2 separate regions of the Homo sapiens genome follow, and region 2 is linked to region 1. A link is a loop called in an ENCODE intact Hi-C map of the cell type or tissue named here. Cell type or tissue: mesothelial cell of epicardium. All regions are shown on one strand. Links, peaks and the distances in the headings refer to the core of each region. The heading gives the core; the rest is flanking DNA. Region 1 has its middle 25 kb from the start of LINC02298. Region 2 has its middle 7.7 kb from the start of CEP170B.

Evidence for each region. A loop is a pair of places that touch in the nucleus more often than their neighbours do. Peaks named below come from ENCODE experiments on the same cell type or tissue, not always from the same donor. Only the 100,000 strongest peaks of a DNase experiment are listed, where the experiment ranks them.
Region 2: it touches region 1 in a loop (19-fold over the local background); 1 of 110 quality-filtered maps calls a loop at or near these places.

The regions. Positions count from the first base shown.
Region 1 is chr14:105,116,771-105,121,156 of GRCh38, forward strand. No RefSeq gene overlaps it. Among named protein-coding and RNA genes, the nearest start is that of LINC02298, 25 kb to the left of the region's middle. RefSeq lists an enhancer at 2,812-3,311. In mesothelial cell of epicardium, for the core only: no CTCF peak of the experiment used is centred there; DNase peaks (open chromatin) are centred at 1,381, 2,411, 3,161, 3,571 and 1 weaker place.
Region 2 is chr14:104,855,354-104,859,739 of GRCh38, forward strand. No RefSeq gene overlaps it. Among named protein-coding and RNA genes, the nearest start is that of CEP170B, 7.7 kb to the right of the region's middle. RefSeq lists an enhancer at 543-1,044. In mesothelial cell of epicardium, for the core only: no CTCF peak of the experiment used is centred there; no DNase peak of the experiment used is centred there.

The DNA.
Region 1 (4,386 bases), core at 197-4,196:
CCCAGGTCTAGTGTTTGCAGAAGCCACCCACCCCCACACACACACCCCCAGTCTTCTAACAATATAAATGACAAATCTTGCAAACCTTTTGATGTGTAAGCCTTCTTTTCCCAAATTAGGTTTGTGCTGATACCCCTGGGACATGCCGGGATCTGATTGTAATTGCAGGTTTGGAAGTGGTGAGGTTGGTAGTGGTGGAGTGGGATGGAAATCAGCACCTGCTTGCAAAGTAACCACATCAGGTGAGGTCACAGAGAGGTCTTCAAACAATGCAGGACCAGACCCATCAAACAGGGGCTACTTCTCTTGGTGTGATTGTCAGGGTATGCAGCTCATCGCCCCCCTCCTGATTCTGGGGTCCAACACCTTCCCAGTCCATGCCCTGATTCTCACAGAAGAGACCTGAGGGAGGGTGAAAGTCCGGTCTACATTGGCATTCAGCAAACCTCCCAATAATGCCCTGAGGCTGACCTGAGGGCACACCAGACTCAACAGCCTTAAGAGAGAAGAGATTCTTTCAGTGATGATGGAAACCTTGTTCTCTGACCAGGCCTTGAGCTCAGCATTTGAAAAGCCCAACTGTGTCATCTTGTTTCCTGAGACTCTCCAGTGCAGCTCAGAGCAGCCACCTCAGCCCACAGGCCTGTGCCCCTCCTGCCCGCTGTACTGTGCTGCCATCACCAGACCCACACTGCACAGGAGCTTCACTCTAGGTGAGCACAGGTGGTTACTTAATTAACTGTCTCACCAGGTGCCACGGACTCCAAATATCCCTTCATCCTCATGGCCCCCAAACCCAACCAGGTCATAGAAACCATCCAGAATCTCACCCACCAAGGTCTGTTATCTGCAGTCACTTCTGGTGTCAAATACTGTAGGAGTCAGGATTCAGCTGTGGATAACAAAAACTTATCCTGGCTACTTTGGGTAGAAAGGGATTGAATCAAGGCAGAATGGAGAGAATTAAGGGCACTGTGACAGCAGGAAGAGCAGGGTTTCAGCTGGGCCTCAGCCACGGCTCTCACAGTGGTACTCCAGAATTGTCCTGCTGTGGTAGATTAGAAATGGCCACAGATCCTTTGCAGCTCCTGCAGTCAAGAAGTAGATCCATTTCGCCGCCTCCCCCGACCCCCTCATTAGGGACTGACTTGTGACTAGCTTTGACCAAAGAAGGTATTGAAAGTAAAGCTCTGGAGCTCCTGCTCTGGTGCTCTTGGAGAGCTGGGACAATGTGAACAAGTATTGGTGAGGCTAAGAAACTGGGTAAGTGTTGAAGCACCCCAGCCCCAAACCAATCAACTGATAAACCTGTGTGTGATGCCAATAAGAACCAGCTAGATCCCAGCTGACCCACCGACTAACTACAGAACCAACAGCTGAGCACAGATGCAAGCGTGAACCCAGCCAAGCCCAGCAGAACCATCCTGCTGAGCCCAGCCCAAATTGTCAACCCACAGAACCATGACCTGAATGCATGGTCATTGAGCTTTGGGATGATTCATTACACAGCAAAAAGATATCCAATGCGCCTCTCCAGGAAGCTTCCATTCCTGCCACAATCCAGAAACTGGGGAAACCATAAGATGCCCCTATGTTTGGCTCCAGGACCATATTCCCCTAGGCAAGACAAATAACAGCAAAATGAATATCCTATGACATGAGGTCTAGGGGTGAGACTCTGAGGCTTCTGTTACTGCCGCCTCAGAAATGCTGACCATCTCCCTGTCTGGGCTTGCTAGTGGAAAACGAGGGAAGCAACAATGACAGATTCTACCTCATTTTTCCCATCCAACTGTCACCAGAGGGTGTCTGTTGGAGGGGCACACTCCATGGAGCCCATGGCAGCTGCTTATCTAATCCACAGCCTCAACCCAGCCCTGTCAGTACTGAACCAGATTTTCATTTCCACCAGTTTGACTCATGGGCCTCACTTGGTCTGAATTTGGTGTGTGTATGTGTGGGGGGAGGGATGGGCTATCATTCGTGGTCCTCCTCAACAACCCCACCACAAAAGCACAGAAGCCACAAAGAAAGACTGACAGACCTGACTACACAAAAATTCCAAACTTCTGATCAGTTAAGAGAACCACAGTGAACAAACTGAGGGACGCTTCTTGCAACACACATCCCAAAACGATGGACAGATTCAACCATAAGCATTTAAGACTTTTACTCAGCAAAGACTCCACCAGGAACTCTGAATTTGCAAAAAAAATATATATACATTTGCAATATACATGATGGAAGAAATGACAGATTTATCCATGTAAAAATTAAAAATATCTCATGGCAAAAGACATTATAGACAAACATAGCCAGTGCAACCTGTTCTACCAGCTTGGGGTACAAATAAGGTCACATATTTTTGTTCTTCATAGGAGCCCCACCCACTCCCAGTGCTGGAAAGGGAACTCTATTCCCTCTCTGGGTGAGCTCACACAGAGCACAGCCTCTGTGCAGAGCAGCGCCACTGCCCCCACCGACATCTTCAGACGTGTTCGCTCTTGACACGGTACACCCACAGTGATAGAGCCATCCCTCAAAAAAACCTGCACACAGGCGGCTCCACAGCAACAGCTTGAAATGTCCGTCACTGGGGCACCGGGAGAATGTTCTGTGCACAGGTGCTTCCTGACAACGGAATCCTTGCTGTGGTTGGGAAGACTGGAGTGGACCCCTAGGCCCCAGGCAAAAGGCTGGTTTCTCCTGCCCAAGACGCCTGAACAGGCAGGGCCGAGAGCTCTGTTTATAACCCCAAGCGCCAGAAGTGCTGATTTTCTAAAATAAGGGTAAAATGCATAGCCAAGTTGGGAGGTCAGAAGGAGGGATGGGGCCAAATGCAGATGAGCCGATGTGGAACCGCAGGGGCAGGGCTGTCGGACCCAGCTGCGTCTGGGAGGTACTGGGCTCTGGGGACACAGCCAGGCCACAGGCTCTGCCCAGACAGGGACTGGAACTGGGCTCTGCACAAGGCTGGGCCTGTGAGGGTCTGTCCCGCAGGAAGGGGGACAAGAGAGGGCAGAGGCGCCCAGCAGGGGCACCCTTCCAGAGTTGGCATAGCATCCTTGAGAATCCTGTCTGCTCTGGGGAGGCTCATGTGCTTCTTGTCCATGTATGTGCTCACAGGACATTTGGAGACCAAATTCATGCCAAGGAGAGAGGTGCGGGCCTGGGACCTCTCCCCCTTGTGTGCAGGTGGGAGCTTCATGCTGAGTGACCCGGAAAGGGGTCAGGATGCTCTGTCAGCTCTGTGGCCATGGCCATCCATGTAGCCCTTTTATGCATTTCTTACCTGCAAAATGGGAATCATAAGAGTATCACCAGCAAAACACCTGTGGTGCTGCGGGTTAAGTGAATTATTTTTGCAAAGTTTTCAGAGCAAGATCTGGCATAGAGTGAACACTGTGAAGCATTTGTTAAAGGAATGAAGAAATATGACGTGGTTAGCTAGTCTCTGAGGCCGAGCTCTGGAGTAAAATTCCTTTCCCCATTCAGAGGAAAGGATCCACCCACTAAGAGGTGGGAACATCTACAAGGCATAGAGGTGCAGGGATGAGCTACACAGGACAAAACCGTTCCAGTATCCCATTCACTAAGCCCTCTCATTCTTTCTCAGCTACACCAGAGGTGTGCTGGCGTCTTGACCTCAGTCAGTGAGGGCCACTGAGTGCATGTCTCGGCTGTCTAACCAAGCAAACCAGTGACCCCTCCTCACTGGTGAGCAATCACCCACAGGCCAGCAGCTCCAATAAGGAAATACACATGGATAAGCGTGACCGGATCCACCCTTGGAAGCTGCTATGGACTGAATATTTGAATCCCCCCAAATGCATATGTTGAAGTCTTCACCTCCAAGGTGATAGCCTTAGGAGGTGAGTTGGGGAGGTGAATACATCATAAGGGCACAGCCTTCATGAGTGGGTTTAGTGCCTTTTAAAAGAGGCCCTAGGAAGCTGTTCACCCTTGGCCACGTGAGGACAGAGTGAGAAGGCACTGTCTATGAAGAACAAGCCCTCAACAGACACGGAATCTGCCAGCATTTTGATCTCAGACTTTCAGCCTCCAAAACTGTGAACAATAAATATCTGTTGTTTATAAACCATTTAGTCTATGGTAGCCTCTTAAAGCAGACCAAACAGACGAAGAGAGAAGCCATCCCCACACTCAACCCAAGAGTTTCTACCCATATGAATTTTGGGGTGTCAACCATCTCTCATTGGGTTTAGACTTTATATGTGTCCCCATGGGGCATGCTGGGCTCTGCCTTGAGTTACGAATCTAGAGGCAAAAAGGGATGCTGAGGCTGTTGTGAGAAGGGAGAATCCCCCAGCAAACAACTGCCTTGGGGGAGGTGATTACAGGGCAGGCATGAAGTTAGGGGGTGCA
Region 2 (4,386 bases), core at 173-4,172, 260 kb before region 1:
GTGAAGGGAGGGGAGAGTGGAGGGGTGAATGGAGGGGGGTTTGGAGGGGTGAATGGAGGGAGAGTGGAGGTGAATGGAGCGGGGAGTGGAGGGATGAACGCAGGGTTCTGTGGAAGGATGAATTTAGGGGGTAGTGGAAGGATGAATGGAGGGGGGAGTGGAAGGGTGAATGGAGGGGGGAGTGGAGGGGTGAATGGAGCAGGGAGTGGAGGGATGAATGGAGCGGGGAGTGGAGGGATGAACGCAGAGTTCCACTGAAAGATGAATTTAGGGGGTAGAGGAGGGATGAATGCGGCGGGACAGTGGTGGCTTAAATGCAGTGGGTGGGGGTGCTGGTGTGTGTCTGGGAAGGGTACTGTGCTCTCTGCTCTTTGTAGCCACGTGTCAGGGTGCTTTCTAAGAAGGGTGCAGGCAGACACTGTTTTCTTCAGGAGAGAAGCTCCGAATGGGACGTAGGGAACACAGCCCCGGAGCCAGGAAGCACTGAGCTGCTCCCAGCCAGGCCCTGGAGGGTTGGCATCATTCGAGAGCTGAGGAGTGTCCCCCACCCCTCAGCTGCACTTGGGTCTCAGCTGGGATGAACTGGATGTGGACACAGTGCTGGGCAGGCGATTATCTTCATGGGCCTGGGCGCTCCTGCTGTTGTGGATAATTATCTTGGCAGTAAGGCTGGGTCCAGTAGTCGGGGTCTCAGAAGGGAAAGCAGGGAAGCCTGGGAGAGCAGCCAGGGAGAGGGGAGGCCTGAGGGGAGGGCCTGCCTGGGCCACTTTCCCTCTTTGAGTCCTGTTTCAGCCCCAGGTGCACAGGCTGAGAAAGACCAGTCCCACCAGGGCCTCTCGCTGGGGGCCACAGGGGCCCAGGCTACAGATGACTTCTGTCCTCTCCTGGGCTGGACAGGCCCGCACAGACCTGGGCCGCCACACAGAGGACACTTGTAGAACGGGGGAGCCGCTCTGCTCCAGCACCTGCTCCTGGAGGAAGCAGAGCTTGTCCTCACCTCCAGGAAGGCCCTGTTCCTGGCCGCAGGTGATCTCAGCTAACCCGTGGCTCCCGCTCACTTGCCCAGCTGTGCAAGCCTAGGCAGAAGAAGGCAGGAAGAGTGGGTGTCAGGGCCTGACTGTGGGGACCTGCATGTCTTTTGTGGTCTGTCATGGTGGGTCGCCAGTGGGAAGCCTCCTTTTCCCACTAGAGCCAATGCCCCAGTTCCAGGGCTCTGCGGGTGGCTTGAAGCTTTCACTGCCTGAGACTAGCAGCTAAGTACAGAAGCGCAAATGCAAAGGGGCATCAGGGTTCCCACGGTCTTTGCTCGCTGTGGAAAGCGGGGACGGGCGCTGACGCAGGCCAACTCCTACATCTTCACCAGAGCCCTGGACCAAATCCTGCAGAACGTAGGTTCAGCAGACAGCAGACCTGAACCCGTGTCCCTGAGGGTGGTCACAATCTCAGCCCCAGGTGGAGGCTGCTGAATGCCGTGGCTGCAAAGCAGGGCGCTGGGGCTGGGGGGTCAGCTGTTGGGGGGAGGGAGCCCTCTGACCCGCCCTGCACCCCTTTTTCCCTCCCTCCTCTCACCCCCTTGTTCCCAGAAGGGGGCACCTACACCTTCTACCTCTAGCTCCAGGCACCCACTCCGGCCTGCCAGGCCCCAAAACCTTGGCATCCTTGTCCTTAAGCCCAAGGGACCCGCTAGGCATTCCCTTGGCGCCACCACATTGCGTAGGGGGCCCCATGCCCTCCCCCCCGACCCTCTCTCCCCTACACAGTACTGCGAATTTTGTAATTGTTAGTACAGCTAGTGTCCTCATTTAAAACCTTCTAGCAGTACCAGGCTATAGTGGAAACAAAATCCCCTCCCCCGACACCCCAAATTCACACTCCTGCTGGGAGTTGTGGGAAGTGCCTGTCTCCCCGCTCCTCCCATCCCAGTCTCTCATGAAAACGTCTGACAGGTGAAAATACCATCTTCCGGTAGGGCCAATTTGCTCATCCCTGATTACGGCGGAGGTTCAGCATCTTGCAGTCAGCAGCCATTGGGGCTTCCTTTGTGCAGCGTGTCCGGCGGCCTGGCCCTTTCCTCGTTGACTGATAGTAGCCCTTTGTTGGGAGAATCGGCCCTTTGTTAACCACTGAGTTATCATGGGTTCTCCCCAGTTTGTTGCACATCCTTTGATTTTAAATATGTGGTCTAGGCAAAATGTTGCCATTTGTAATTTAATTAAATTTTTCAACAATGTTCCCTGTGGCTTCTGCTTTTTTGTTGTGCTCAGAAAAGCCTTCCGGATCCTGAGATCATTAAATAGTCTCCTGTGTTTTTTCCAAATTATGTTTGTGGTTTTGGGTTTTTGCATTTCTATTTCCGCTCCATAAGGAATTTATTTCCGTGTGAAGAGTGGGATCAGGATCCAACGTCATGTTTTTCCAGACACCAAGGCCGCCCAGTTGCTCCACCACCCTTTATTATTATTTTATTATTATTTTTATTTTTTTTGAGATGGAGTTTCGCTCGTTGCCCAGACTGAAGTACAATGGCGTAATCTAGGCTCACTGCAATCTCTGCCTCCCAGGTTCAAGCGATTCTCCTGCCTCAGCCTCCCAAGTAGCTGGGATTACAGGCATGCGCCACCACATCCAGCTAATTTTGTCCTTTTTTTTTAGTAGAGACAGAGTTTCACCATGCTGGCCAGGCCAGTCTCAAACTCCTGACCTCAGGTGATCCACCTGCCTCGGCCTCCAAAGTGCTGGTTATAGGCATGAGCCACCGTGCCTGGCCACACCCTTTTTTAAATGACATCCTTTCCCTCATGGATTTATTTATTTATTAATTAATTTATTTTTTGAGACAGAGTCTCGCTTTGTTGCTCAGGCTGGAGAGAAGTGGCACGATCTTGGCTCACTGCAACCTCCGCTTCCAGGTTCAAGTGATTCTCCCACCTCAGCCACCTCAGTAGCTGGGATTACAGCCACCCACCACCATGCCCAGCTATTTTTTGTATTTTTAGTAGAGACAGGGTTTCCCCATGTTAGTTAGGCTGGTCTCGAACTGCTGACCTCAGGTGATCCACCCGCCTCGGCCTCCCAAAGTGCTGGGATTACGGGCGTGAGCCACTGCGCCCGGCCCCTCGTGGATTTTAAATGCCCCATTAATCATATGCTAAATGATCACACAGACCTGCTCTGATGTGTGTGTCCAGTCAACTGCCCATAGCAAGATGTTCTATGATGGATTCTACTCTCTGGCAGGGCTAAAGCCCCCTTTTTTATTTTTCAGAATTTTATAGGCTTTTCATTCTTTTTTTATTGTAGTAAAATATATGTAACATAAAAACTACTATGTTTGCCATTTTTAAGTGAACAGTTGAGTGACATCAAGTGCATTCACATTGTTGTACAACCATCACCATCCTCCATTTCCACCGTCCATCTCTACTGTCCATTACCACCATTTATCCCCACCCTCCATCACCACCCACCATCTCCACCCTCCATCTCCACCGTCTATCACCACCCTCCATCACCACCTTCCATCTCCACCCTTCGTCCACCCTCCATCTCCATCTCCACCATCCATCACCACTCTCCATCACCACCCTCCATCACCACCCTCCATCTCCACCCTCCATCACCACCCACCATTTCCACGCTCCATCTCCACCATCCATCACCACCGTCCATCACCACCCTCCATTTCCACTGTCCATTACCACCATTTATCTCCACCCTGTATCACCACTCACCATCTCCACCCTCCATCCACCCTCCATCTCCATCTTCCATTTCCACCGTCCATCGCCACCATTCATCTCCACCTTCTATCACCACTCACCATCTCCACCCTCCATCACCCACCATTTCCACCCTCCATCTCCACCATCCATCACAACCATTCATCTCTGCTGTCCATCACCACCCTCCATTTCCACCCTGCATCTCCACCCTCCATTTCCACCCTGCATCTCCACCCTCCATCACCACCCTCCATCTCCACCCTCCATCACCACCCTCCATCGCCACCCTCCATCACCAACCTCCATCGCCACCCTCCATCACCACCCTGCATCTCCACCCTCCATCACCACCCTCCATCTCCACCCTCCATCACCACCTTCCATCTCCACCCTTCGTCCACCCTCCATCTCCACCGTCCATCACCACCATTCATCTCCACCCTTCATCCACCCTCCATCTCCATCCTCCATCACCACCCACCATTTCCACCCTCCATCTCCACCATCCATCACAACCATTCATCTCTGCTATCCATCACCACCCTCCATTTCCACCCTGCATCTCCACCCTCCATCACCACCTTCCATCTCCATCCTCCATCTCCACCGTCCATCGCCACCATTCATCTCCACCATCCATCACCACCCTCCATCACCACCTTCC